Regions from separate parts of the Homo sapiens genome. Here region 1 is linked to region 2. A link is a contact called in ENCODE Hi-C or POLR2A ChIA-PET data. All regions are on one chromosome and are shown on one strand. Each heading gives the region's core, a stretch centred on a gene start or an enhancer-like site at or near the end of the contact. The rest is flanking DNA. Distances are from core to core; before and after follow the strand shown. Region 1 overlaps CCDC192 (coiled-coil domain containing 192). Region 2 overlaps CCDC192 (coiled-coil domain containing 192).

Region 1 (4,351 bases), core at 1,379-3,878, 42 kb after region 2:
CCAGCCCTACTATTTTTTACCTAAGTATTTAATATCTTGCAAATTGTGCTCTAGATTTTATTTTTGTGCTTATTCATTTCTTAGGGAATACTCATTAAAACAAATAATCATTCAAGACTTTCTGATATGGGAAAAGGCATAATTGGCTAGGAGATCTGGATTCTGGAGCTAGCTTCAATCTTTTGATCTCTCTGGGCGTTGGCTTTTCTTTTCTGTAAAATATGAATTTGGACCAGAGCAGGAGCTGTGAAGGCAATGTCAGTAAGCAGAATCGGCCTGTGTAATCCCATCAGGAGTAATAGGAGATGGGGCAACTGGAGAGAACTCATTGCATTTAAGGGGTGGCCACTGTTCAGCTCTAACCAAGGATTGCCATGCAAGAATTCAGACCCACTGTTAGAAGAAGGTGGTGGGGGAGGGAGACCATCAGGAAGAATAGCTAATGGATGCTGGGCTTAATACCTAGGTGATGGAATGATCTGTGCAGCAAAATACCGCAGCACACGCTTACTTACGTAACCAAACTGCACATCCTACACATGTACCCCTGAACTCAAAATAAAAGTTGCAGGGAAAAAAAAAATTCAGCCCAGAGTTGCCAGATTATATAACTTTTCAAAGGAAGCTGGAAATCTTGTTTGCAATGTGAAATCTCTTGATTGTTAAATGGTTGAGACTATTGCAAAGTATCTAACATATAGCATGGGCAAATACTTTAAGGAACAATTAAAACACTTTGGTTGGCTGGATTTAGCCTATGGGCGAATTTGTGGCCTCATTAACAACCTTTCTAGTTCTAAAATCTTACAGATTTCTTACTTTTGTCAGCTATTTAGATCTTATATTACCATACTGGTGACTCCAGGCACCTGGAAACAATGCAAGTAGTAACTTGGAGAAGCTAGTTACTTAGCATTCCTTTATAGATTTAGATTCTTATTCATTTTCAAAGGGAATATCCTGAGAAGGTATTCAGTAGAATCTAGCTGTGGAAACTTACATTGTCCATTCAAAGTTAACATGTCATGGCTAATGACTATATTTATATAAATGAGTTAAAATTAGATAGGATTGGCCAGGCGCGGTGGCTCACGCGTGTAATCCTAGCACTTTGGGAGGCCGAGGCGGGTGGATCACGAGGTCAGGAGATCGAGACCATCCTGGCCAACATGGTGAAACCTGTCTCTATTAAAAATACAAAAAATTAGCCAGGCGTGGTGGCAGGCGCCTGTAGTCTCAGCTACTCGGGAGGCTGAGGCAGAAGAATGGCATGAACCCGGGAGGCAGAGCTTGCAGTGAGCCAAGATCACACCACTGCACTCCAGCCTGGGTGACAGAGCAAGACTCCGTCTCAAAAAAAAAAAAAAAAAAAAAAATTAGATAGGACTAAAGTATCCGAGCAATCAGAATGCCCACGAGTCATTAAGTCTATCCTTTAAGTAGTAGGGCCTGTATTTCCATGTCATATACACCTGCAATGGAGATAGGTAATTAGAACAAATAAACATTTCAGCTTTGTCTCAACTCTTTTACAAACCGCAAAGGCTTAAGCAATTTTCCTTTATCTTTTTGCTATAATTCATTCCATCTTTAAAGGTTTGGATTTTTTTTCCCAAAGTTTAGTTTTAATTTGGAATGAAATTTTTTTTTCTTTAATTTCAACTTTTATTTTAGATACAGGAGGTCTGTCTTAAATGTTAGAAAAATTAATGCATTATTGCTGAATTTTTAAAAATAGGCCATTGTGTAACTTACAAAGCCTGGTTTGGTATATATATATGCAACATTGACACCCCGTCCCCACACATACTTAAGTGTGAAAGATTCAATTCAGAAAGGTTTTGTTGGGCTGTATTTATAAATGTTTATCAGATTTCTGTCCCTTATGTTAAACTATCCTTTGTCATGTTGATGTTCTGGACAAGTTAGTAAGTTCCAGTTGGCATTTTATATGATACTGGCTCATTTGATATTTCCAGATTATCAAAAGCCTACGTGTTTATAGAAGAGTGTAATAACTCCTCCCCTTCCCCTCTTTTTGGAAGAGGTCTACGGACTGGAGATCTCTAAAGGTATAGTGAGAACACACTTGGACTGCAGTGGGTGTCCTTGTTCTGTTTTACTAATCCCAGGACTATGGGCAATAAGACCTAGCATTTGTTGATTCTCTGTGTGTCAGATGCTTTATATGTGCATTGCTCCCAATCTTACAACCACCTTGCAAAGTAGCTATTTTGATTCTCATATTAAAGTTGAGGAAATTGAGGCTCAGAGATAGTAAGGGACTTGTCTGAGTGACTGAGCTGGGATCTGGTCCTAATTCTGTGTAGTTCCAAATCCATATTCTGTTCATTACTTCCTGGTGCCTGCCAGTGTAGCTGGGTGGAGAGAGGGTTGTCTGGACCCCAGTTTTCTCATCTGTAAAACATGGGAGTGGACAAGATTATCGCTAAGGTCTGCTTGACTTCTAACACCCGATACTGATATTTTAGGGCTTTCTGCTATGGAGACTATGACTCATTCTTAGGCGAAACCCCCTTTGGATGTTTTCAGATATCTCCGATCCTGGCTGAGATTTTCAAACAGGATGTTGACAGATATACTTAATATTAATCTTGTCTCTTGCGGTATTTGGATTACTGCCAATTCTGTGTCACTCGAGACAATGGAGAGCATTATTTTCTCTGTTCTTTTATTTTCATACAAACCTACTCTACACTGTTTCTCTTCCTAACCCTGAGCTATGTGTTTCTATTTAACCAGCTCTTGCATTTAAAAATAAAATAAAATCTTTATTTGCACATTTGGCCAACTATAACACAGATTTCTGAGTACTTTATTTAAATTCATAATTATTCAATTTCTCTCTAGAACAATGCCACATCTTCATAAAACTAGTCAACAATGAGAAAATGATGTCAGAGGACTGCACTGCCAGTTGCCAAGTGAACTACTAGAGCTCACAAAGATAAAATTTAAAATTTCTTCCACATCACCTACATACCTGAAATGTACATATGCACTTCTGATTATAATGGAAACATATTTTGAGTTCATTTTAGATTTTTTAAAGGCATTTTGAATCCACACTACAGCTCAACTAATGTCAGCATCTTAGATACTAAACCAATTTCTCTATAAATTTAGAAATAACTACATCTGTATTTTTCTGTTCTGCTAGTTCCATCCAGGAGTTAATCTTTGTCATGTAATCAGAATTACATGGTAACAAAACAACAAACAACAGCACCTTAATTATCTCAGGATTGTCTACCTTTTCTTTTGAAATCATGTGTTTCTATGATGTTTAGTCTCTAATTTTAGGGCTTTCTCCACTGCTCCAAGTATATGATAGCATCAGATAATTTACAATTTGATTATGACATAAGCACATAACAATCTTCAAATGATAATTATTGTAACCAACATTCTTTATAGCTTCTTGGCTTTTTTTAGACTTAGTAATTTGCGCAACATCTTTCATTTCCATTCCTGTTAATAGTACTCTGATAAAAACCCAATAGTACTCTGATAAAAAAAAGACAGTACTTCTGCCTGTCTTTATGCAAGGCAGCAGTACTGGGTAATGTGGGAGGATACAAATATGCTGAAGATGTAATATATACCCTCGAAGAGCTTGTGGTCCAATGGGAAGAAATGGACAAAAATTGTTAGGTAACCTAAAAGATAGTAAATGCCATACATAAAAGCACTATCAGTTGAATACCATCATCTAGATGGAGTAGAAAGAACCAGAATGTGGTGGATTAAACAGCAAATGAGAGGGAGGTGAAGAAGTGAAGATAGTGTGTGGAGATAATCTTTTCAATATGTTGACCTTATTCCAAGGTGAGAGTGGGACAAAGAGACTGAGAAATGAGGCATCAAAGGAAGTTTTTACAGAGATGTGAAATACCAACATGTTCCTATGCAGATAGTAATGAGCTAGTAAAGAGAAGTATATGATGCATGCATGAGATGAGGCAAATAAGTACATCACTGGAAAGATGAGAATGATGAGTGTGGAGCACTAGGTGGAACGAGAGACCTTAAATGGGAGGAGGGACCCTTCTTCCACTCTAACAAAAAGCAATCAGGAGAAAACAAGTGAAGAAGCAAGAATTTAGATTTGGTAGTGGAAAGATGAAAGATAAGAATCCCTCACGGATGGCTTGTGTACTCTCAATGAGTCATAAGTAAGGTCATTTTCGGCTGGGCACAGTGGTGCACACCTGTAATCCTAGCACTTTGGGAGGCCAAGGCAGGCGGATCACCTGAGGTCAGGAGTTCAAGACCAGCCCGGCCAACATGGCAAAACCCTGTCTCTACTAAAAAATACAAAAATTAGCCA
Region 2 (4,386 bases), core at 405-2,904:
GGGTCTCCCGGAAGCCTGGAGGTGCTGTTATCTGACCAGATTTTCTCAGCCTTAACCCCACACCCACAGGATCCAGGAAACCCAGAGATTGCAACAAGAAAGGCTCTTCTATGTGAGACGGAGGAAAAACCTGATTAGCAACAGTGAGGGTATAAACTCATCACTTTCGCCACTACTGAAGGGGTTTTTACAGTCATACATCATTCTTCATCATTTTCCCTCTTTCTTCTATGACTTAAAATAGATGTAAGTCAGGACTGAGAATGATGGTGTACAGTTCTCGCAAAAAGACTATAGGGGATGGCCGGTGGGAATTGGGCAGGGTTAGAAAGATTTAGTGAGAGGAGAGGCAGTCCCAGCATTCTGCCTTCGGCTGACCCAGGCTGTACTCACTTTTCTATGTCAGCCTTGAAAGACCAAAGGCCCAGAAGAAAATATGACCTTGCCTTTGGCCATTTCCAGCTTCCTGTTCTTCATACCCTCAAAACCTTTATGCTCTGAGAAAAGTGACATGTGAAAGTTACATCAAAAATGACTAATAATAACTAAATAGATAACAATAGAGGTGACTGTAGTTGAAGGAGTACCTTAAAAGACTGAGCGTTGACTACATTTTTGGGGTGATCTAGCCTCATCTGCTACCAGTATAGGAATTATTTCTGTAACATCTCTTTGATAATTTTTTTTCTTTTCTTTTCTTTTTTTGAAACGGAGTTTCGCTCTTGTTGCCCAGGCTGGAGTGCGATGGTGCGATCTTGGCTCACCACAACCTCTGCCTCCCGGGTTCAAGCGATTCTCCTGCCTCAGCCTCTTGAGTAGCTGGGATTACAGGCATGAGCCACCACACTCGGATAATTTTGTATTTTTAGTAGAGACGGGATTTCTCCATGTTGACCAGGGTGGTCTCGAACTCCCAACCTCAGGTGATCCACCTGCCTCGGCCTCCCAAAGTGCTGTGATTACAGGTATGAGCCACCGTGCCTGGCCTCTCTTTGATAATTTTCTAAGCAAGTGGCTCTCAGTCACTGGTGTCCCTCCAGCTCTTCAGAGGTTGGCTGCCAATTGTAATCAATGAGTTAAAAATCTGAATTTTGTGATCACTGCAGCTGTACACTGTCACAGAGAGACCTGACAGAGGGAACACTGCCATACATAGACTGGGAAAACAGTGGGGCATCACTTGTTGCTAATCAGAGCAAGAAGGAGTGGTTTCATATTAGGTCAACATACCTAGAATGTGTGAAAACATTGCTTCACGAGTCCAAGATGTTAACACTTTTCTGTAAACAGTGATGCAGGGCTGAAAAGTGACCCAATGAATAGGAGGAAGAGTTCTTTTAGATTTTCTAAATACTTCTTGCTAAAAAGGGATATTCCCCTTTTGATTTCTTTATGGGTGCCACCAAAAAGTATGCATTGAACAGAGAAATGCTGAGAAGCACTGATCTAATTTCTGACCCAACTACCTCTAACAATGGGAAATATACTTGTTGCTAGCCAGATCCCAAGTATCCTCCATAGTCATCTTCTTGTTCATTCATTCATCCAATAATTATGTTTGGGAACCTGCACATAGAGAATAAATAAGATAAAATGTTGGCTCCACAGCTGCAGCTTCACAGTGAAGTAGGGGAGGGGCAGCACTGAGTTAGGCCCTAAAGGGCATTTGGGATTAGCCTAAACAAACACCTCAGCTGGGTACTCACTCATGAAGGTTTACTTTTCCCTCTGCCTTTCAAGCTAATGACTAAGGCTGCCAAGTATTTACTCAACAAGAAAGACCCAACAAGGATCACCGGTGAGGTGATTAAATACCTCATTCCACCAGAGCCACCCAGGATTGCTGTTTGGATTAAAAGACAATGTCAGCTTCCTCCTCTGTACAAATGCCCACTACTCTGACTCACTATGGGGCTGGTTTTGAAAGTTATGTATTATTTGTCTGCAACCACCACAGAGTCCAGGGTCATCTCTTGCCATACTTGGACTTGCACATACTTGGCACAGCTTTAGGACATATTCTTTAGAAATATATCCCTCCCACTTAAATTGACAAACCTAAACAAAACTTTTTAGGTTTTCTATCCTCTAGATTTTTACAGTGAACGTTTGCAAATGGCTATTCTCTGAAATAAATGATTCACTTATTTTTTTTGTATTGTAGTACAAATATTTTTCTTTTTGAAAATCAAATTAGTCCTATGTCTTGAAGTTTCATCTGTCCTCCCCTTTTAATGTTTTTACTTGTAAAGAGACCAATCTATAGTGCCAAGTGACTGACTTCAAAGGTACTTCAATTTCCTTCCACTAAAGCTGTCAACATTTAGGATCCATCTGAAGTAGGCACGTGTTAATTGATTTGGAAAAAACAAGCAGCATTATAAGAATACAATTGGTTGGCAAAGAGGTTTGGTCACTAAAAAGAATTAAAATGTAGTATATAAAATTAGCTAGAAACTTTTGATAATATAATGAAGATCAGTCTTATAATAGTTATATTTTAGAGGAAAAATTCGAGATGTAATGGCACAGTGGAGAGAATATATGTTTTCACCTAGCAACAGGCCCAAACCTGAGAGTTTAAGAAGATCTGTCTGTTTTAGTAAGTGACTTAGAAGGGAACAAATACTTAGTTGAGATCATGATGGAAGGGCTGCAGCCTGAATGACATGGGGTAGTGCTCCTGAGAGCAGTGGATCAGAGAGCCTGTAGAACACCCAGTGAAAAGGAAAACAAGAGGCAAGAGAGACCATGTAGGAAGCAGTTGTTGCCTACTGCTCATCTGGGCCTTGAGAAGTTGTGGTGCCTGCATATCTCAGTCTGCTTAGGATGCCTTAGTTTATAAACAACAGAATTTTATTTCTCATAGTTCTGGAGACTGGGAAGTTGACGATCAAAGTGCCGGCACGTTCATTGTCTAGTAAGGACCCATTCCTCATAGATGGTGCCTCCCAGCTGTGTCCTTATATGGTGGAAAAGCCAATAGGCTCCCTCAAGATTCTTTTATAAAGCATTACTCCCATTCATGAGGGCTCTGCCCTCATGACCTTGTCACCTCCTAAAGACCTTACCTTTTAATAGCAACCCACTGGGGATTGGATGTCAACATACATATTTTGGAGGACCACAAACATTCAGACCCTAGTACTCCACCAGTCTCCAGACCAGAGTGAGGGGCCTGGCTGATGAAGACACTTCTAGGACTTGTTTATGGTTTAGTGAACACGTAGAATGAATGAAAAACACTTGTCTCTAACCACTCGCATCACTCATGTGGCAATTAGATGCTCTCACGGTGAGAGGTGTGTGGGAGTTAAGCAGACCAAGAGAAATACAGATTCCTATCTTACTTCTTATGCTCAGTCTGAGGCATATACTCACTCCAGTGCCCATGCTCATCATTTATTTAAGTGGTAATTCCCTCTCGCCTAGTATTTAAGTATCGCAATAGCTTCTTCTCTGGTCACCCTGCTTCTGCTACTTTAGGCTGGTTTCAACTCTGCACAGAGAGGTCCCATCAAAATATAAGTCAGGTCTTGACACTCTCGCCTACAATCCTCCAGCGACTTTTCGTCTCATGCAGACCAAAGTCTCACACTGATCTTCAAGGCCCTATGTGATCTGGGACCTCTTTACTTCGATAGCACGTAACCTATTCCTCCTTCCTCCTCTCCAGAGTAAATGCAACATTTCCTCTGCTACATTTCCACAATTCTCACTGCTGTTCTACCAGGCCTGGCATGTTCTTATCCCAGGGACTTTGCATTTACTATTTCCTCTGCCTGCACAATTGTATACCTGAGGCATACATGGCTAGCTCTCTCAGTTCCTTCAGGTCTTCAACCCTCCAAAGTCACCTTCACACAGTGAAGCCTTCCCTGGCCATCTTACCTACAATTTCAACCCAAGCCCCATTGCTGAACACTTCACATCCATGTTTTCTGCCTTGTTTTTACTGACATGCTGTATCTGACTATTCTAGATCTGGTTTTTATCTTGTTTGCAGTCACTCTCCCCTCGTGGAATGAAAGCTCCATGAAAGCAGAGCTTTTTTATTGTTTTGTTCAGTACTGTATCCCCTGTGCCCAAAATAGTGCATGGATTGTAGTGATGGTCATTTGTCAAGTGAATAAATAAATGAAAGTTAAGTGCATATATAACACAAATCACCTAAGAAAGCATCAGCCCGAAGGTTACAATTGCTGTATCTTTAGGGTGGATACAACAATATCCTAGATTCCCTCCCCAGGAGTATTTTTTTCTTCAAATAATGCTTTCACTACTGCATTAGAAAAAATAAACTGGTGGCCGGGCATGGTGGCTCATGCCTGTAATCCCAGCACTTTAGGAGGCCGAAGTGGGAGGATCACCTGAAGTTGGGAGTTC

The links. A loop is a pair of places that touch in the nucleus more often than their neighbours do. ChIA-PET counts read pairs that join two places held with the same protein, here RNA polymerase II (POLR2A). Pooled maps may share reads with other maps.
Region 1: a loop to region 2 is called in a map of PC-9, with 8 times the contacts of the local background. The contact joins two enhancer-like sites. A Hi-C loop is called at or near these places in 4 of 168 maps with a recorded cell type or tissue (Caco-2, Calu3, PC-3 and 1 more), 3 of 37 single-sample maps with no recorded cell type and 3 of 50 pooled maps. POLR2A ChIA-PET finds 5 or more read pairs at or near these places in 4 of 52 experiments (BJ, PC-9, activated T-cell and 1 more).

What each region holds. Positions count from the first base shown.
Region 1 is chr5:127,891,213-127,895,563 of GRCh38, reverse strand. The region is part of intron 6 of CCDC192 (coiled-coil domain containing 192); the gene reads right to left. Among named protein-coding and RNA genes, the nearest start is that of SLC12A2-DT, 190 kb to the left of the region's middle. Within about 2 kb of position 2,628, at least 4 of the 41 ENCODE cell types and tissues checked have a DNase peak (open chromatin) inside an H3K27ac peak, as active enhancers do; they include PC-3 and PC-9, where a contact is called at or near this core.
Region 2 is chr5:127,932,424-127,936,809 of GRCh38, reverse strand. The region is part of intron 6 of CCDC192 (coiled-coil domain containing 192); the gene reads right to left. LOC124901059 (a long non-coding RNA gene) reads right to left here. Exons shown (of 3, transcript XR_007058925.1): 3 at 1,496-1,566. Among named protein-coding and RNA genes, the nearest start is that of SLC12A2-DT, 150 kb to the left of the region's middle. RefSeq lists an enhancer at 1,422-2,075. Within about 2 kb of position 1,654, at least 7 of the 41 ENCODE cell types and tissues checked have a DNase peak (open chromatin) inside an H3K27ac peak, as active enhancers do; they include PC-3 and PC-9, where a contact is called at or near this core.